4 separate regions of the Homo sapiens genome follow, and regions 2, 3 and 4 are each linked to region 1. A link is an interaction called in ENCODE POLR2A ChIA-PET data of the cell type or tissue named here. Cell type or tissue: HepG2. All regions are shown on one strand. Region 1 holds the start of COL18A1-AS2 (COL18A1 antisense RNA 2). Region 2 has its middle 21 kb from the start of LINC00205. Region 3 has its middle 15 kb from the start of LINC00316. Region 4 has its middle 12 kb from the start of LINC00316.

Region 1 (5,000 bases):
GAGCCTGGTCTCATGAGTCTCCTTGTCTCTGAGCCTCTCCTACACTCCACCATGGCATCAAGCTCTACCCCTGCCTCCCTGCAGCCCCCAGAAGATGCATGTCCTGCCCCTGCTCACCACTAGGACCTCCTCCTGTCTGGTGGTCAGCACAGAGCCCAGTGATGTGGGTACAAGGCAGGGTCCCTGCGCCTCACTTCCCACTCCCTCTGAAGCCCTGCAGGGATTGGGCTTCAGTGACCTGGGTTCCGTGGGTGTGGCTCACCCCAGGGCACACGGCGCCTAGGTAACGAGAGACCCTCCCGCGTAGAAGGTGGTCTTGTTTCTGGGCTCACCCACTGGGGAGTCTTCAGGATTCAGATGCAAGGACTTTGGAAGATAGTTTTGAATTTCAGCAAAACTTGTTTTTCAGGGCACTCCTGTTTTCCTGTAAATGAAAGCAGAGCAGGGGAAGTCCTCTGTAGGAAAACCTAGAAGGAGTGAACTGCCCTGCTCCAGAGTGCAGGCGCCAGACACTGGGGGCCAGTCCAGGAGAGCCCCACTTCACCTGCTGCTGCTCCATTTAAAAGTGCAAGGCACATGCATACACGGGCATGCACAATTGTGCACACAGGTGCACATTCCCAGTCACGCGAAGTGCAGGGGCACAACTGTGTACATGCACACACACACAAAAGTGCACATGTGTGTGCACACACATGCCCCCCGCAGGCGTGTGATTCTCACAGTCATGCTGCATCCACACAAAGTCTTCCTCCCTCAGAGTGCCTTGTTCTGTCTTCACCTGGATTGTTGAAAAGGCTGGGGGCTGGGTTCTTTGGGCCCCGGGAGTGCCAGGGGATCCTGTGGTATGATCAACAGCACCACCGCCCTGGGAGCAGCTCCTGATTGCTGGGAACAGACAGTAGGGGCTGGGCTGGGGTAGAAGCTGCAGCCTGCAGGCAGCCCAGAGAGAGGGGCCCCCACAACACCCTCCCCAGCCCCCGCTGATTGTGTGGGGGCAGGGAGTATGCAGGCAGCTCGGAGAGAGGGGCCCCCACAACACCCTCCCACCCCCGCTCACTGTGTTGGGGGAGGGGTGCCTGCTTCTGCTCAGGAAGGAGACCCGGCTGGGTCTGGCTGTGGAGCGTATGTTGGAGACCCGAGGCCACCCTGGAACTCTCCAGGTGAAGCCTAGGGATCCAAAGAACCTCACAGCTGTGGGGGATGGAGTGGGGCAACACCTGAAACCTCCAGCAAGTCTCTTCCTCTCTCAGCCCCAGGCCTGCAGAGGAGGGTGTGCCAGCCAACTGGGCCTTTGTGCCGGCACTGGCTCCCCACCAGTGCTCAGGGGTCAGGTGCAGAGGCTGGCAGGGACAAAGCTGGCTGTGGCTGTGTCTGGAGGGGCTGGCCATGGCCCTCACCCCACCCCCGGCATGGGGCACTGGACCATGCAGAGAAGGGGCCACCCCAGTGCCTGCCAGGGCCAGTCAGAGCTGCCACCCTCCAGGCTGTCTGTTAGCGGGTGCCTGTCAGAGAACAAGACGACAGGCCTGGCCAGGCCCAACCCCACAGCGAGATTTCAGCGGCTGGCCAGTGGCAGACGGCGCAGGGTCTGAGACAGATATTCCCTCGTATGGTGCTGTGCAGGGCAGGGGCAGAATCCTGGGAAACTAAAATGCATGTTGGGCGCCCTTATACGATGATGATATTTGGTACATTTTGAAATACTGTGGCCCATGAAGATCCTGAAAGCAGTTTGGGGCACTGTGGGGTGTTCTGTGGCCTCTGGGCTTGGGTGCTCCTCTTATCCAAGGCCTCCCAGGCCTGGGAGTTTGGGGTCTAAGGCCCTTTTCAAGGCCCAGGCACCTGCCCAGAATGACTGGGCAGCTGAGACCCGCCTGCTGGGAGCCTTGCCAGGGCCAGCACTGGGCGGTCACAGGCCAGAGCCCTGCACCAGGCGGTCATAGGCCAGGACCTGTCCAAGGCAGCGGAGTGCCAGGCAAGTGAAGCCCTGCCATCTGGTGCCTGAGCGCAGACCCTGCTCCACGGCCAGTGGCTGTCACCAGCCTTGCTGCCTCAGTTTCCCCTCCTTAACCCCGGGGCGGGAGTGGCTGCTTCCTCTAGGGGTTCTGTGAGCGGCCGCTGGCAATTGTGTAAAAGCCACATACCACACACTGGATCTTTGTGCCAGATCCCGTGTCACGTGAGGAGACAGCCAGCCCAGGCAGGGAGCTGATCTGTGTTGTCCCCTGGCGCTGCCCGGGGCCACAGAGAGTGAGGGAGCGGTGCTTACCGGCCCTGGCGGTAACGTTTTAGATGGCGAGTTTGGGCCTCTGCAGAAGGGCTGTCAGGAGGAGCTTTTGATCACGGATGCGCTGAGTCAGATGAAATGTGGAGGCTGCAGGGGAAGTGTCTGTGCCCCGTGCCTGCAGGAGCACGCCTTCCCCCCGCAGCTCCTCCGGCGCGGGCAGGCCCCGGCACGGCCTTTCTGGCTTCTTCCACAGGAGCCGTGGAAAGGGGAATTATTCTCAAGCCCCTGCATCTTTCTGGCACTTTCTGGCATTTCATGGTGGCAGATGGGGTCACCTCGCCACCTCGGGGCTGATCCCCTGTGGGCCCCTCGTTCCCACAGGAGCCTTGTGATGGGCAGGGCAGGCACCAGCACCAGGCTGGGTGGCGGTTTGGCTCTCACCACGCCGGCTTCCAGAAGGCCAGCAGGCTTGCGAGTGGGCACACGCTGGTGCTGGGGCCGGGCACTGGTGGGGGGTCAAGGGCTGACCCTGCGGGGACCCCTGCAGACAGACACTGGGCCAGAGCCACAGGGAGGAAGGCCAGTGGGAACGGCAGGAGGAGGGAGCGTGATTGGTTACGGTGGCGGAACTCGCACCCACCCCCGCAGCCGTTTGTTCGTTTGCTCATTTATTTTTGGTCTGAAGTCCATGCTTTTGTATTTCCCCACCGTTCCGTTGAGCAGCTTCAACATTTGCCGCAGTTAGGCCTCTCTGGAATCTGTGCTTAGAGATTGTGAGACAGGGTCAAGTTTCAGCAGCTCGGACTCCTCTGTCTGCAGAGAACCTGCCAGCACAGCTGCTCCTGGGGGCAGGAGAGGCACTGTCTGTTTTGGGGTGACGTGAGCTGATGGGAAAGCCAGGCTGGACATAGCTCCTGGGCCGGCAGCCCATCTTGGTGGCGGCTTCACGCCGTCTGGCATCTCCGGTCCTGGAGCATGAGGGCTCAGGAAGAGCCTCTGATTCGGCTGCTCTGGAGGCCTCGTCTGGACACACCTGGGCAGGCCCGAGTCCACACACCCTATGGCCTCAGGAACCGAGAGAGACCTTCCTTCCATGTTTCAACTTAGACAACAGGAGACTTTGTTTTGGGAGGAATCACTCAATTCAGGTGGACGCTGCAGCTGGGCGGGACATCTGGCCTCTCCCTGTGGCAGGGAGGGGCATGGGAGAGACAGGGGTAGTGTCCCAGGAACTCCGTGGGCCTGTGGCGAAGTCCCAGCCCTGCAGCTGCCAGTGCAGGGTGTTATCCAGGGGCAGGACATCGTCTGCAGTGGCTCTGCCTTCCCCGATGCCAGGTGACCCCATGGAGCCAGTGTCTGTGACCTCTTCCATGCTGGGGCTAAAGAGGCCAGCAGGATTGGGGGCTGGCATTAGTGGAGAACCTCAGAGCCCAGGGCTGTGGGCTGATGGGTGGCGAGGCCCCCGCCAGCTGCTTGGGGATAGCCCAGCCACTGTTCTTGGTCCACCCGGCCTTTGATTCCTTTTTCCTGTGTGCATTTTTGAGCACCTTCTGTGTGCGAGAGGCCGTGCCTGCCCGAGAAGAGAAGGAAACACCACAATGAGCCTCGGACACCCACAGTCTGAAGGGCCCGGAGTAAGCCTCAGACGCCCACAGTCTGGAGGGCCCGGCGCTGTGAACGAGCAGTCACAGGGAACAGCGTGCCCTTATCGCTGACACAGGCTCTGGAGGGCCCGGCGCTGTGAGTGAGCAGTCATAGGGAACAGTGCACCCTTATCGCTGACACAGGCGAGGGCTTCGTCTTCTCACAGCTCTTATCTTGGGTGTCACCCCAGCCAGAGTCAGGGCTGATGGCGGGGGGTGGGGGGGGGGCAGGCTGTGGTCAGGGACCTGCAGGAGAGGGGAGGGCCTCGCTTCTGATGGGCGACGTTCATTTACACACAGCTCTGCGGCCCAAACGGCCAGGCTGGATCCTGTCTTTTAAAAACCTTGCTAATTTGGTTGATGGAAAATATCATCTCAGAGTTCTGTTTTGTGAGTCCCCATTGCCATGCGGGCAAACATTTTCATCCACTAAGGGGCCGTCGTGTTTCTCTGGGAACGTGGCGTTCACCGTGTGGGTGAACTTTTTCACGCACTAAGGGGCCGTCGTGCTTCTCTGGGAATGCCGGGTTTGTGGCTCGTGCCCACTGCCCTGCAGGTGCATTCTCTTTCCCCGTAGCTTTTTGTCTGTTGATGCTTTCAGCTCTGGATGTCCTATTTTGCGTACTTTTATTGTTTATGGTCAGCCTTTAACTGGGGGTATGATATTTCTTTAACTGGGGGTATATTTCTTTTTTTTTTTTTTTTCGAGATGGAGTCTGGCTCTGTTGCCCAGGCTGGAGTGCAGTGGCGTGATCTTGGCGCCCTGCAACCTCCATCTTCCGGGCTCAAGCGATTCTCCTGCCTCAGCCTCCTGAGTAGCTGGGACTACAGGTGTGGGCCACCACGCCTGGCTAATTTTTTTTTTTTTTTTAAAGTAGAGACGGGGTTTTGCCATGTTGGCCAGGCTGGTCTCAAACTCCTGACCTCAGGTGGTCCACCTGCCTCGGCCTCCCAAAGTGCTGGGATTCCAGGCGTGTGCCACTGTGCCCAGCCATGGGGTATATTTCTTAATGTGTGGAGTTGTTTTTCCTCATTTTTCTGGTCCCTTTAGAGATGGCACCCTGGAGTGGCCAGCAGAGCTCAGGGGCCTGCGGCCCAGGCACACAGACAATGGAGCTGGCCCTGCC
Region 2 (5,000 bases), 100 kb before region 1:
ACCCTCTGCGGGAGGGAGCGGTGAGGTGCAGGCTCTGCTGGTCCTAGGGCAGCTGTGCTCAGGCCAGGCAACAGAGGAAGGGGTGCCTACAGAGGCTGCAGGGTACCTCAGGCCACCCTTGCTGCCCCATCCTCAGGTGACATGGGGAGGACCTCGCAGGGAGCCTGGCTGGTCCACTGTCCCTCCTGCTTCATCTCTCACTCAGGCCCTAGGACTCTGCCCCAGCCAAAGCTAGCGTGGGCGATTCATGGCTCGCCGCTGCGGCAGCTGAGCACCATCAGAAGTGACCCCATTTGTGACTGTCTTGGCCTGAGAATGTTCCACGAGTGAGAACGTGCCCCTCCCTGCAGCCAGTGTCCCAGACTCCCCCGCAGCCCAGGCAGGGGCTGGGCTCGGGCGCTGACGCAACAAGGAGAGCGCTTGTCTCCGGGCAGCCAGGCGGCCAGACAGCCGGTCCACTTAGCTTCGCTGCTGCGGCCACAGCTGCCCATGGCACACAAAGGGCCCTTGTTCCCACCCAGCATGTGCTCCCGGCGCCCCCCCACCGACCTCTCCCGGACATGATTAGGTGTGGGAACTATTTTCCTTAGGGCTGCATTTGACATTTGCCGTTCATTTGGGAGGAGGCGTCTGAACCGAAGGAGCCCTCGCCAGCCTCCCCTCCCATTCCCATCTCAGTGCAGGAGGTTTAGGAGCAGGCGGCCCTGACATGCCTGTGACCCCAGACGGGCCTGTGCAACCCAGGCCTTCGTTGCCTTCCACTCAGAACAGGAGAGTCTGGCCCAGGAGGGCGGCGGGCAGAGAGGACGAGAGGAAGACGGAGCCGGGGTGCACAAGCACACACATGCGTGCACGTGCAAATACACATCAGGGACACACGTGCACAGACATGCTCCAGGAACATGAACGCATGTGCAAATACACACCAGGAACACACGTGCACAGACACACTCCAGGAATATGCATACTTGTGCAAATACACACCAGGAACACACGTGCACAGACACACTCCAGGAATATGCACGCATGTGCAAATACACACCAGAAACACACGTGCACAGACACACTCCAGGAATATGCATACTTGTGCAAATACACAGCGGGAACACACGTGCACAGACACACTCCAGGAATATGCATGCATGTGCAAATACACAGCGGGAACACACGTGCACAGACACACTCCAGGAATATGCATACTTGTGCAAATACACACCGGGAACACACGTGCACAGACACACTCCAGGAATATGCATACTTGTGCAAATACACACCAGTAACACGTGCACAGACACACTCCAGGAATATGCATGCATGTGCAAATACACACCGGGAACACACATACACAGACACACTCCAGGAATATGCATGAACAATACACCAGGAACATACGTGTACAGACACACTCCAGAACACACACAGATGGCAGATGTGCAAATACACACCAGGAATGCACACGTAGAAATGCACAAAAAGACGAAATGCTCTGTGTGGAACAGTGAAGACACGCAACCCATTCCCTAAGGACATTTACTCACATGTTCACGCCCACAGCCCAGCCGGCCAGCCCCAGCAGAGCTGCGGCCTCATGACAGCAGGGGCTTGCTGGGCAGTGGGACTTCAGGGTCTATCTCTCACCTGCCCCACTCACGGGCTGCCCGTGCCCTACTCTCGTCCTCGCACAGTGGGACCCAAGATGCATTTGGGCACAGCAGGAGGGAATGTCCTGGTGTGTGAGGAATGGCAGCCGGTGGGAGCTCCGTGAACTGCCTGGCCACAAACCCGCACTGGGAGCATTGTTGAAACTGCCCTCAAAACCACAGTTGAGAGCCGGGTGGGCCCTGGGAGTTTACAGTGTGCTGGGGCAGTGGGGAGAGCCTCTGATAAACACTGGAGGAGATTGCAAAATCGTGGGTCTGAAATGTGGAGCCGAAGTTCAGTTGTAGGCTGGGGCCTCCGGCGGGGCCAGAGTACCTGGGGCAGTGCCTGGCAGGCTGGGCTGGGCCTGGCGCTCTGTTCTTCCTGAGCCCAGGCTGCCATCTGCAGACAACTGCTGCCTGCCTGCTGTCTCGTGCCGCTGGGGGGCAGAAAGGGTCCTGTGGCACCGTGGGCAGGGTGGCGGCTGATCCCCTCTTCCCGCAAGGGACCCTTTTCCTGAAGTCCACGGCACTGGTGCCCCCCAGCAGCCTTGGCCCTCCTCCAGCTTAGCCGCCCCTACATCGTGTTTGACCCCTGGAGCCTGTGGATGGGACCCTGTCTAAGAGGGAGTCTTGTGGGTGAGGTGAGGTCAGGCTCTTGAGGCAAGGAGAGGGTCTGGTCTATTGGAGGGGGGACCTAGATGACATCTCAAGGGTCCTTAGGAGAGAGAAGAGAACAGGGCGCAATCCAGCCAAGGGACTCCGGGGCTTCCCAGAGCTGGAGGAGGCAGGAAGGATCCGCCTGGCAGCCCCTGGCGCCCCCTGGAGGGAGGTGGCCCCGTGACACTTTCCTTTCAGACTCCGGCCTCGGACCTGGAGAGCACATTTCTGATGCTGAAAGCACCAAGCTCATGACACTTTGTTACCACAGCCCCAGGACACATGCAGACTCTCACCTTGACCCAAAGGAGCGTATTTTATTCAAATTTCACAAAACTGAGGACTAGGGGACATTCCAGCTGCTCAGAGAAAAGCTCGTCTGACTTATCTGTAGGAAGATGAGTTACCAGTGATGAGTCACGGCTTTTACCATTTCCAAAAATACCTGTTTTTTCCTGAACTTTTAGTTCTCTCTACCCTGATCAGAAAATTAAAAACAAAACAACAACACTTCGTGGACCAGCCCCGACAGCTGCCGTTCTGTTTTCTCCAGGCCAGCGCTGAGCAGAGCCGAGGTGGGGAGACCTGGGCAGTGCCAGGGCTGGCCCTGCTGCTGCTTCCTGGCTTCTGGACGGGGCTTCCTCTTGGCTCAGGGCCGGGGAAGCCCAGCCTCTGAACAAAGTTAGGGTCAATATCTGCATCCCTGCCCTGGCCAGGCACCGCATCTCACATGGGAAAGACCTATTTGTCCTTAAATGGGAGAGGAGACGGAATCCCAGAAGGGGGCAGTGACCCAACTAAGGTCAAAGGGCTGCCCCCGGGAAACCAGCCGCTTCTCATCCCCAAGGCAGCCTGCCCGCCCTGGAGAGCCCGGGATCCCCAGATACTGTCGACGAAAGGGGCAGGGCCTGTGAGCGACGCTGGCCTTAGGCCTGGACTGCAAGGGGTGGCCCTGGCTAGAGATGGGACTGCACACCCTTCCAGGCACCATCCTGGGTAATGGAGACACTCTGGGAACACGTATGTGCACATGCACATGCTTACACACACATGCACACTCATGCAATTACACATGCATACACAGCCATGTGCACACACACATCCATACACACATCCATACACATGAACACACATCCACACACATCCATACACGGGTGCACACACTTGCAGTCACACATGCACACACAGCCATGTGCACACACATCCACACGTGTACACACATGCAAAACATGCATATGCAGTCATGTGCCCACACATGTGCACACACATATACACACATACAAGCCCCCACACACTCAGCATGTCCACAGGTGGAGGTGGGTGGGGAGGGTGTTCTGGGGGAGCTGGGCAGGTGGGGGCAGCTCTAGGATGGCGGTGCCCGAGCTCAGCCCGGCCTCTGCTTCCTAGGTGCCACCCTAAGGACCAAATCCCCAGAAGCCAGGTGAGGACATCGGAGAACCGGGCTGCTCCGTAGCAGACCCATAGACCCTGATGCATGGCTGGGCACCCTGGCCTGTCCCAGAGCCTGCAGAAGGGCGGAAGCCTAGACAAACTCATCCGCTTCTGCTGTCCCAAGATGACTTTCAGCCCAGGTCAGCCCAGGTAAGTCCGTGTCCACCAGCTGCCCGGTCTGCTCTGGAGGCAGAGGCTTGCAGTTCCGGGAGACAGACCCGCCACCTGGCAGAGGTTGTGGGAGGCTTGTCACCGTTGGTTGGCCCCCTGGCACCTGCCTCTCCTCCCAGGGAGCAGGGATGAGTCAGCTCCCTGGCCCTTGGACTTAGGAAGCCTCAGATGGCTCTGAGAAGGCTCCTCCAGGGCTTCAGAGGCACCCTTAGAGGCTTAGAGTCTCCTGAAGATGCGAGATAGGCCTTTGCCCACCAGCCCATCACAGAGCAGTGGCTCATGCCTGTAATCCCAGCAGTTTGGGAGGCTGAGGCGGGCGGATCACCTGAGGTCAGGTGTTCGAGACCAGCCTGACCAACATGGTGAAACCCCATCTCTACTAAAAATACAAAAGTTAGCCAGACATGGTGGCAGGTGCCTGTAATCCCAGCTACTTGGGAGGCTAAAGCAGGAGAATCGCTGGAACTTGGGAGGTGGAGGTTGTAGTGAGCAGAGATCACGCCATTGCACTCCAGCCTGGGCGACAAGAGCAAAACTTCATCTCAAAACAAACAAACAAAAAGGTAGAGGAAGGGAGAATTATCTCTCTGCCTGACTGCTTGAGAGGTGGCACCTTCTCCTGTCCTCCAGCTGGGACTTGAACCCACAGCCCCACTCATGTGCAGGCCTTCAACTCAAACTGGAACCACAACACCGGCTCTCCTAGGTCTCTGGCTTGCAGATGGCAGATCGTGAGGCTTTTCAGCTTCCAAAATCATGTGAGCCAACTCCTCAGAATAAACTTCTCTCTTTCTCTCATGTAACCACACACATATAAACATGCATGTGCGTGTTTTCCTGCCCTCTCATCTCTGCTCCGTTGACTTATTTCGCTATTCCTGCTTCATTTACTCTAGTTTTCTTAGGCATGTCCATTAACGCAGCTTGTCCTTCTTCGCTTTTTAAAATAGACTTTACTTTTTAGGGAAGGTTTAGGTTCACAGTAAAATCAAGCAGGCAGTACAGAGTTCCCATGCACCCTCTGCTCCACCACAAACATGCAGCCTCCCTCACCATCAACACCCACACCAGAGTGGCCCA
Region 3 (5,000 bases), 53 kb before region 1:
ATCATCATGAAAATGCAGAATGTAAGAATTTGTGGAAATGCAGGCAAAGGGTGCTTAGAGGGAAATTTATAGCTTTAAATACTTAAGATTAGAAACAAAGAAAGGCTTAACATCAATAATATAAGTTTCCAATATAAGTAGCATAAAAGAGATAAGCAAATTAAACCCAAAAAGTAGAAAATAAATAATGAAAGTAGTAGCAGAAATTATTGAAATACAAAACAGATAAAAAGATCAACAAACCCAAAATTGATTTTTTTAGTTGTTAAAATTGTTATCTGTCAAGCAAGATCGATTTAAAAAAGAGAGAGAAGACACAAATTGCCAATATGTAGACTGAAAGAAAGAATATCAATGTGGATCCTTGAGACAGCACAGGATAATAATAAAACTTTATGAGCAACTTTGTCAGTAAATTTAACAACGTTGGGTGACACAAATTTCTGAAAAACACAACTTACCAAAATCAGCATGAAATGAAATAGAAAATCTGGATAGCCTTATGTCTACTTTTAATAACTGAATTCGTTATCAAACTCCTTCCACAAAGAAAACTGCACGCCCTGGTGGTTTTATGGTGAGTTGTATCAAATACGTAGGGAAGAAATAATGCTGATCTTTCACAAACTCATTCAGAAAACAGAAGAAGGGAGAACGTCTGCCATGGCCTGAATTTGCCCCCTCCCTGCTGCCAAAATTCATACCCTAACCCCAGCATCTCAGAAGGTGACTGTATTTGGAGAGGGGATCTTTACAGAAGTCATTAAGTTAAAATGTGGTCATTAGGGTTGCCCTGGCCCAGTCTGCTGGCGTCCTCGTAAGAAGAGCAGATGAGGGCACGGACACACACAGAGGGACGGCCCTGTGAGGACACAGGGAGAAGATGGTGTCTGCAAGCCAAGGAGAGACCCCAGGCACCAGCCCTGCCCCTCCTTGATCTCAGACCCCAGGCTCCGGGACTGTGAGAAGGAAGTGCCTGTTCGAGCCACCAGTTCTGCGCATTCTTAAGGTAGCCCAAACAAACTAATAAAATCCCTAGTGCGTTGTACCAGGCGGATGTAAGCCTGAGACGACACCTGACAAAGACATTATGATAAAACACAATTGGGGAACGTCCCGCACATCAACACAGACACAAAACACTCAACCAGATGTTAGCAATCACGGCCAGCAAGGGAAGTAAATGGTACACCACGACCAAACGTGCTTCCGCCGGGAATGCAAGAGCCGTTTACTGTTTGAGCATCAATCAGTGTCATTCACAGAAGCAGAAAACATGATCATTCAATAAATGCAGAGAAATCATTCAACAAAAAAGCAACACCCATTATCACAGATAAGAACTCGAGACAGGCTAAGAACAAAGTGAAACTTTCTCCATATGATATGGCCACGTATGAGGAGCCTACAGCTAAAATCAGATGTGATGGTGGAATGCCGACCTTACACAAACTCATTCAGAAGACAGAGGAAGAGGGGAGAATTCCTGCTCTGTCCTGAATTTGCCCCACTCCCTACTGCCAAAATTCACATCCTAACCCCAGCATCTTGGAAGGTGACTGTATCTGGAGAATGGGATCTTTACAGAGGTAATCAAGTGAAAATGTGGCCATTGGGCTGGGCCTCCCTAACAGTGTCCCTCTCACTCTGTGAACGGGGTGAGGCTGTCTGCCTGGCCACTTCTGTTCAATGCCGTACTGGAAATTATAGCCAATGCCACAAGGTGAGACAAATGAGAGTCGTGCAGTTTGGAGAGGGTGCCTGTTATGAAGGTGTGGTCTTCCACCCAAACCCACCCTCCGGACCCCATCCTGAGCTGCCGGGGCTGGGACCCCACAAACCACATCTCTGCTCAGCCTGCCAGCATCCCCTTAGACTGCCAATAAGGGGCGCTGGAGAGACCACCAAGGTCCAAAAGGACAGGAGAGTTCAGGCGAGTGTTCTGGGTTCAGGGAGATTGGAGACATGACGGTTAAATTCCACGCGTGCTCCTGCACTGCACCCTTGGGTGGGAAGGAACATTACTGGGACAGTGGACAAGAATGGGAAATGGACTGCCCGCTAGATGGTTGTATCACATCATTAGGTGATTACACCAAGGGGCGTTCCCTGCAGGCACACGCTGAGGTCCACAGTGGGGAGTGGACATGGTGACCCCGCCTTGCTGGGGCTCAGAAGCTGGTACCTGAGATACAGCTTTGATGTGAACCGAGGCAGCCTCAAGGTCTCTCTGACCTCCCTGCTCCTGTCTCTCCCAAAGCACGAAGTTGTTCCCTGAATCTCCCTTATCTGCCTGAAGTCCCTACCGGCCAAAGAAGAAAACAATGACCCGGAATCCCCTCCCTGCGTTTCCATTAACTGAGCTTCTATCGCAAGAAGAAAGGCCGAGGTTTGTCAACACACCTGGCAAATGTCACAACCATTGTCTGCTCCAGCGGACTTTGTTCCAGGCCATTGTCCGTGCTTCAAGCCCATTGAATTCCCTAAAAATCATTTACTACCACCCTAAAGTCACCCACACTGCCCCATCTCCTTTCCCCCAAGAAGAAGGGTGCATGGCCGTCTGTGGCCCCCCGGGGTTTGGGGTAATCGTCCTCCTAAGATCCTCCATGCTATGCACATTAGAACACATGTCAGCCTTTCCTCCAGTTAATCTGCCTTCTGTGAGTTGATTTTCCAGTGAAACTTCCGAGGGCAAAGGGGAAGTTTTTCCCTTGGCCTCTGCGCGCCTACTTGTTTTTTTTTTTTTGGTTCTAAAAACACTTTTGAGTGAGGGAGAGGAAGTGTGATAAAGAAAATGGGGCAAAATGCACAAAGTTAGTGAGTCCGAGTGAGGTGCTCCCTCTCTATCCTCGCAACTTTGTCTTCTAAGTTTTAAATTTCAAAATATAGCAGTGAAAAGAATGAGAACGTTAAGTCCCGGAAAAGCCATGATTTCTCGCTCAGGGAAGTGGCCACGTGTCCGCGATCGCAATCAGCGAGGCTCCGACTCCAGGACTGCGAAGCGGTTCCACTGTCAAACACGCCGAGCCGGCGCGTTTCACAGCTGCCCTCAGCTCCTGCAGCTGGGAGCATGTTTTTCCAATCAGACGTTCTTTCGCAGAACAAGAATGTTCAGTTTTTTGCTTTCGGTCTCACTGTTGGTGACGCTTTCCGGCTGCGTGGGGCCGGACACACACAGGCCCACACCACTCATTTCTCTCTTCACCAGCCAGCTTAGGATTGCTTGACCACTGAATGCATATTCCCACACGCCGGGCACTCTCAGGGCACGGGGGGTGTCAGGAGCAAGACAGCGAGCTGGCCCCTGCCGCACCTGTGGGCTGCTGGGTGGAGAGTCCTGGTTTCACAGCATGTCCAACGTGGAAGGAATAGACAGGCCCCCGGGGTCCTGTGGTTTTCAAAGTCTTCAATCCGTTTCGTACACGGCAGCACTGGGATAAACGAGGCCCAATATGTGAAGCGAAAAGCAGCCCTGATCTGCCTGAAGGGGGAGCTGCCCCGGGACCTCCTGAGTCCCATGCCCTCTCCTGAGCCCCTTGATCTCCCATGGGGGCCCCAGGGACCAGGGCACTCAGGGCAGCCAGCAACTCGGGCCCCACACTCGGGCCTGGTGGTTGATGCCGGGAAGGGCCCAGCTGCACAAATGCTGCCCGATGGGTGAGGCTCGAAGCACAAGGGGCAGCCTCTCCCGGAGCAGCCGCGGCCCCCATCAGGCCACCTTCTCCAAGCCCCTTCTCTCCATGCTTTGTTTTGCTTTTTGTGTGTGGTGGACACATGAGTGACCTCCCGCCAACAAATCTGACCAGTGATGACTAGCGACCATTCCTGGCTGCTCTGTGAACCGGGGCCCCGTCCACACAGAGAACCTGGATTCACAGCCAATTCCAGGACTGAGAGCTTCGCTCAGGTCAGAGCCAAGATCCGGGGATCCAGCCGTTCCACCACTGGCCACATGTTCCTTGGTACCCGAGCCTCTGCTGCCCGGGGGGACCATCGAGCCAGAGCCCCCAGGTAGGCGAGGGGCCTGGGTGGAATATGACGGAACAAAAGATGATGGAACAAAATAGCCTCATTATTTCACACCAAGTATGGAAGAGCAGTTCCCCCAACTAGCATGTTCTGTGTCATGTTCCACGGCTGTTGGCTGTGAGCACAGCCTGGCCACACAACTCCATGAATAGGTGCCACCACTATCCCTACTTGACAGAGCAGGAAACTGAGGCACAGGGAGGCTGCACAGCTGAGCAGCACAGAGCTTGGATTTGCAGCCGGGGAATCAGACGGCAAAGCTGTAGTCCACCAGCTGCCCAGAGGGCCACAGAGAGGTGTGGGGCCTAGGACAGTGCGCCTGAGGGTCCCAGCCTTTGGGAACCCGGGGCATAGCCCAGGAATGAGAAGCCGAGCAGATGGACAGGGAGGGGAGCATCCTGGCAGCAGAGGTGGCTTAGGGCATCTGAGGGGGTGGGGGCCAGCCCTGCAGGCCCTGGGAAGGCGGGCTAGTCTGGGCGCAGAGCAGGAGAGCGGCATGGAGCGGGGTCTGTGCGTGGGTTGCCCCTGCACTGGAAGCAGCTAGGGGCAGGGCCAACCCCACTGAACCTTCCCAGGGTTCGCAGCCCCAGGGAGATGCCTTCCTCAGCTCAGCTTTTAATGCCTCCTCCGGCACTCCCCATTGCAGCCCCAGGAGTCCCTCAAGGGGCTATACCTCCCACTCCCTCATGCTCACCAGCCAGAAAATGCAATGGAAAAAAGGACCTCATATTCACAGTTGCAGGCACACGCAAACGTTAACACAGGCAATCTGCACTGTGTATGGCCAAACACGAGTGAACTTTTAAACTGCAGTGTGAGCTTTAGGCACTTGGAGGGCGGGAAGCCCCACATCCCCTGACCCCTCACGCGTCCATCCCTCTGTCCTCATGGGCACCGGGTGAGGCCTCGGGGACAGGGAAACTGGACGGGCCCCACTGCTGTCCTGGGCCTTCCTCCCGTGCAGGTGA
Region 4 (5,000 bases), 80 kb before region 1:
AAGGCAGACACCCACACAGTGGCGTAATGACAGTGCTTATGGTGGGGACCTGGCTGCACAGCAGGTCAGCAAGGGGATGTTCAGGTGACACTGGGGGCACGGAGACCCAGGGGAGAGTGGATTGACAGAGGGGACGCTGGGCAAATGTCCCGAGGCTGAGGTGGAGTTGCGGGAAGGAGGAGGCTGCCGGGCAGAGGCGCAGAGAGCTTTGCAGGTGTTGGCAGAGACCAGCAGGCCCTGCGAGGCCTGGGGTGTGTCCTCAGCTGGGAGGGCCATAGAAGGATCTGGGCTTGCAGATGCTGGTGCAGACTGGAGGCCTGGGGTGTGAGAGTCCAGGCGGGGCTCCTGCCAACACCCAGGGGAGTGGGCCTGGGCCAGGTGGACCGGGAGCTGGCACGGTGGTCAGGTGCTTGGAGGCTGCGTGCCACGCTGGGGACCTGGAGGTGTGTGAGGAGGTGTCTGTTGCTCCTGGGGCTGCCGCCTGCAGGGCTGGGTGTGCAGCAGTGCGGGGCAATGAAGTGGGCGGGTTCTGGGATGGTGGACGTTCCCTTTGTTGGGAACGTGTTGGTGCCAAGCTGCCATTTGAGTTTGGCTCTGAGGGGTCTGGGCAGGGGACACACAGGGAATCACACAGGATGGAGTGAGTTCCCAGGGACCCAGGGTGGCTTGGCCTGAGAACAGCTCCCACTCCCAGATGTGTGGGAAGCCCTCGGCACCAAGCCTCAGCCTCTCCATCTGTGAAATGGAGACAACGTCACTGGACTTGCAGGCTGTCCATGAGGGTGATGCGATCAGAAAGGGTGGAGTTCCTGAACGCCCCGGGGTCGGGGTCTCACAGCAGGAGCTTAGCTGGTGTCGGCATCTCCTGGACCCGTCCTCAGCTCCGAGCGCCCAGTCCTGCCACCTGTGTCCAAGTCTGCACTGTGCCCACGAGGCCCTCAAGGCCGCAGACAGCCCCACACTTCTCGGACGCCGCCCCAGCACGGTCCTTGTGTGAGGTGGACACTCCTTCTGGACGCCGCCCCAGCACGGTCCTTGTGTGAGGTGGACACTCCTTCTGGACGCCGCCCCAGTACGGTCCTTGTGTGAGGTGGACACTCCTTCTAGGGAAGGAGTAGTAACTCTTGGGTGGTCGGGTAGTTGCCATGGAAAGGGGCAGTAATGCCCAGGTATTGCCGTGGCAACCGTAAACTGACATGGCGCACTGGAGGGCGTGCCTCATGGAAAGCTACCTGTGCCCCTGCCCTGTGTTAGCTAGGCCTCAATGTGGTCCAGTATCTGAGCACCGCCTCCTGCCTCAGATGTTCCCGTCTGTCACCCCATTACCAGGGCGGCACTTCGGGTCCTTTCCAGCCATCATTGTCCTGGCATTGCCACAGTGGACACTGCCACACAGGCTTGTGTGCTTGCGCGTACCCAGGTCCTCACCTCTCTGGGATAAACCAGGCACGTGGCGGCCGCCCCATTTTCCACCCGCCAGCGGTGGAGGAGTTGCCCAGCCTTGCAGGAAAACAGCTCTCATGCCAGCAGCGGAGCATCCTATTCAAGTTTTCTCAGGGCTGCCAGCACAAATGCTGCATGCCGGGCGGCTTCCTCAGCAGACCGTTGTTTCTCTGCGTCCTGGAGGCTGGACGTCCCAGGTCCCCGTGTGGCAGGCCCGGTTCCTCCCGCAGCCTCTCCTTGGCTTGTGGGCGGCGTCTCCTCCCTGGGTCCTCGCAGGGCCACCCCTCCGTGTGTCTGTGTCCTCCCTCCCCTTATAAGGACCCCAGGCAGACTGGATCAGGGCCTGCCCTAAGGACTGAATTTTACCTTAATCACCTCTTTAAAAGCTGTCTCCAAATACAGTCACCTTCTGGGGTCCTGGCTGTTAGGGCTTTGATGCATGGATTTGGGGGACACCGCTCAGCCCCTAACAGCCCCCATCCTCTGCCTGCCTTTACCATGGGGCTGAGCCCAGCCCTGCAGGAGTCCCCTGGTTTGATGTCTGCTGTGGCCACGGCGACCCTCAGGCTGCTCCAGCCGCACTTGTGCTTGTCTCTGCCTGGCCCTGGGGCTTCACCTCCTGAGGGGGTGGAGAGAGAGAGACCTGTCCCTCCCAGCTCTCCTGGCCTTGCCCACTGCAGAGCCCAGAGGGACATCCTCCACCGTGGGCCTGGGCTCAGGTGTGCTCCGCGTTCTCCGGCCCCTCCTCCAGGTGCGCTGCTCACAGCACACGTCTCCACGTCCTGGCATCCCGGGCCTCCCTGGGCTCCGTGGCCCCGGAGGGTGCCCCTCCCTCAGCCAGTACTGTGGGAAGAGCCCGGTCCCTCTGGGGCCAGATGAGCAGGGCAGAGTGAGCAGGTCCCCCTTTGGTGGAGATTCACGATCTCCACCCCGCCCAGCAGCCATCCCAGGCCGCAGTCTGCTGACTATCCCCAGCTCACACTTCTCACCAGCTGACACGGTGATCTGGCCGGGCACCTGCCCAGGGTCCCACCCGCAGAGGAACCCGCCTCTTCCAGGTTGGTTCCGGGCTCCTGGACGGATCACGCGCTGTTGACATGCAGTTGTAGCTTTTTTCTTGTGGGTGGGAGCAATGCTCTTCCCAGCTCCACCTGGAATTCCACCAGGGATGGGTGCAGCATCCTAACCCCGCCTTCCCTTGGAGAATTCACTGCTCTGGACAGACGCCTGGCCCAGGATTTCAAAGGCGCATCTGTTATGGACCGGGCCCCCAGAGGAGACGTCTTTTTGCCATTTTGTTTTCTGACCGGAGGGTTTTTTGGAGGTTGCCCTCCCACCCACCGGGTTGCTGGCAGCCCAGCCCGTGCTGTTTTCAGTGGACCCTTTTGCAAATGTCTTCACAGGCTCCCGGGAAGCTGAGCTGAACAGTGACCTCAGCCTTGAGCAATCCCGAGGATGTGTTTGCTGAGGAAATCATTAAACAGGGAGATGAGAGCACTCAACCCCCAACATGCCAGGCTCTGCGGGAGGCTGCTTATTCCTGTGGCCTCGGGCCAGGTGCCCCAGCGTTTGCTGCCCTTGGTAGACACTTGTCTGGCCTGAGCCCTCGGGCACCATACACCGACATGGTTAGGGCAGCCAGGGTCAGCCCGGGCCCCTGGGAGAGCTGAGTGGAGGGACCACTGGCCAAGCACAGAGGGTGCAGGGTGCCCAGGACCAGGCGTCACCTGATGGTCACCTGGGGGAACCTGCTCACTCCGCCCTGCTGCCCTGCTCACTGCTCGGGGGCCCAGCCAGGCCGGGGACCAGGGCCTCAGAGTGGAGGGGGGTCAGGGCCCAGGGCCTCAGGGTGGAGGATGGTCAGGACTCAGGGCCTCAGGGTGGGTGGTCAGGGCCCAGGGCCTCAGGGTGAAGGGGGGTCAGGGCTCAGGGCCTCAGGGTGGAGGATGGTCAGGACTCAGGGCCTCAGGGTGGAGGATGGTCAGGACTCAGGGCCTCAGGGTGGAGGCAGTCAGGACTCAGGGCCTGAGGATGGAGGGGGTCAGGCCTCAGGGCACTGGACAGCTGACTGGCTTCTTCCCAACCCTTTTCCTTCTTTTCGCCCAACATAACCACTGGGAGGTATCCACAGAAGGGGGCTCCTCAAACACTGCCTGGTGTCCTCTGTCTCAGCCCCAGGGGAAAGGACTCGCACGGGGCGGAGTGGGAACTTTGGGTGAAACTGGGCAGGGGGTGCTGGCCAAGGCGGGGGAGAGGGTGGACTCCCATCAGGTCAGGAGCTCCGAGGTGAGGCCTCTGCTAGGGTGGAGGGTCTCAAGATGGGGAGGGAGGGGTTGTGGGAAAGGGGAGGGGAGGTGGAGCCGCTCCAGGAGCCTCACGGGCCTTCGGGATGGAGCCGCTGGGCGTTGGCGAGAGGCTTCCGTCCACGGCACAGCCCCGCACGGGGGCAGAGGACGGGAAGGGACCCAGGGCAGCCCCGAACCACCTCAGACTTTTGGAAAATGAACTGGAAAGAAACAAGACTTCTTTTGAAAAGAAGAATGTCCTTTTTTATTTTGACTTTTTGTCATCGATATTTTTTGCGTTACTCCTGGTTTTAAAAAGAATTGCATTAAAATACCGCTTTTCTGATGAGTGAGTTTTTGGAACACCCCCCTGCTCCCTGCTTTAATTTTGCCCTGGAGAGGAGCACCTCATTCTACTCTGGGCTGTGCATCTTTGGAAGGAATGCTGAGACCCCCGGTTCCCACTGTCCCCGTGGGCCATACCCCGTGAGCCAGCGGGACCAGCTCCGAAGGCAGAAGGTCAGGCCGGGGTCAGCTTCAGCCTTGGCGGGGGCAGCCGCTCAGCAGAGGGTGGCCCAGGGAGGCCAGGCTGGCTAAGGGCAGGGCCAGGACCACCCAGAATGGGAGGCCCACAGCCCACCAAGGGGTTGCCCCGTGGGAAGACATGGGGAATGGGTCTGGCCCTCTCAGCACGCTGTGGAGTGTGGCAGAGGGCGGGGGTCGTGTCCTGGAAGGAGGAGGCTGAGCCTCCAGAGAGCAGCGTCGGGCTGGAAGATTAGGGGAATGCTGTGTGTACAAGGCCCAGCCATGACAAGCAGTGACTGTGGTTTTAGCCAAGAGTGGGCAGTGAGGGAGGGGACACACGTGGCGGATAGGGTGGGGGGTGGCCCCCACAGGACATCAGGAGGGACCTAAGTGAAGGAGGAAGCGCTGGCAGGCCAGGCACCCACCCTCGGGGGCCAACTATCCAGAGAGGGGCAGGGGGAGGGCAGGGGGAGGGGGCTGAGAGCGGGCAGAGGCAGGGCTGGAGCAGGGGCTGAGAGCAGGCAGTGGGAGGGCAGGGGGAAGGGGCTGAGAGCAGGCAGGGGGAAGGGGCTGAGAGCGGGCAGGGGGAGGGCCGGGGCAGGGGCTGCTGCCTCCTGGAAACGTTTCATGTTGTCCTTGCACTATTTACAGTGAGGATTATTTATAAAACCCAAATCGCTTTAAAGCCATTTCCAGGTTTTACATGAACAAAAATCTATTTGAAAAAAGAAAATAATAAAATAAACA

What was found. Peaks named below come from ENCODE experiments on the same cell type or tissue, not always from the same donor. Only the 100,000 strongest peaks of a DNase experiment are listed, where the experiment ranks them.
Region 2: POLR2A ChIA-PET joins it to region 1 with 10 read pairs; 7 of 35 experiments call an interaction of 5 or more read pairs at or near these places.
Region 3: POLR2A ChIA-PET joins it to region 1 with 10 read pairs; 5 of 35 experiments call an interaction of 5 or more read pairs at or near these places.
Region 4: POLR2A ChIA-PET joins it to region 1 with 15 read pairs; 4 of 35 experiments call an interaction of 5 or more read pairs at or near these places.

The regions. Positions count from the first base shown.
Region 1 is chr21:45,407,676-45,412,675 of GRCh38, forward strand. All of the region lies in intron 2 of COL18A1 (collagen type XVIII alpha 1 chain), which reads left to right. COL18A1-AS2 (COL18A1 antisense RNA 2) reads right to left here and starts at 2,390. Exons shown (of 4, transcript NR_052004.1): 1 at 2,273-2,390; 2 at 782-888; 3 at 333-424. RefSeq lists enhancers at 285-1,076, 1,077-1,869. In HepG2, no CTCF peak of the experiment used is centred here; DNase peaks (open chromatin) are centred at 2,186 and 2,956; H3K4me3 peaks cover 2,905 bases.
Region 2 is chr21:45,306,752-45,311,751 of GRCh38, forward strand. No RefSeq gene overlaps it. Among named protein-coding and RNA genes, the nearest start is that of LINC00205, 21 kb to the left of the region's middle. RefSeq lists enhancers at 1-268, 269-1,074. In HepG2, CTCF peaks have their summits at 2,061 and 2,459 (motif pointing left); DNase peaks (open chromatin) are centred at 470, 1,920 and 2,460; H3K4me3 peaks cover 1,544 bases.
Region 3 is chr21:45,354,576-45,359,575 of GRCh38, forward strand. No RefSeq gene overlaps it. Among named protein-coding and RNA genes, the nearest start is that of LINC00316, 15 kb to the left of the region's middle. RefSeq lists an enhancer at 3,485-4,138. In HepG2, CTCF peaks have their summits at 1,906 and 3,483 (motif pointing right); DNase peaks (open chromatin) are centred at 1,916 and 2,366.
Region 4 is chr21:45,327,325-45,332,324 of GRCh38, forward strand. No RefSeq gene overlaps it. Among named protein-coding and RNA genes, the nearest start is that of LINC00316, 12 kb to the right of the region's middle. RefSeq lists enhancers at 1-527, 1-37, 2,694-3,415. In HepG2, no CTCF peak of the experiment used is centred here; a DNase peak (open chromatin) is centred at 2,917; H3K4me3 peaks cover 1,162 bases.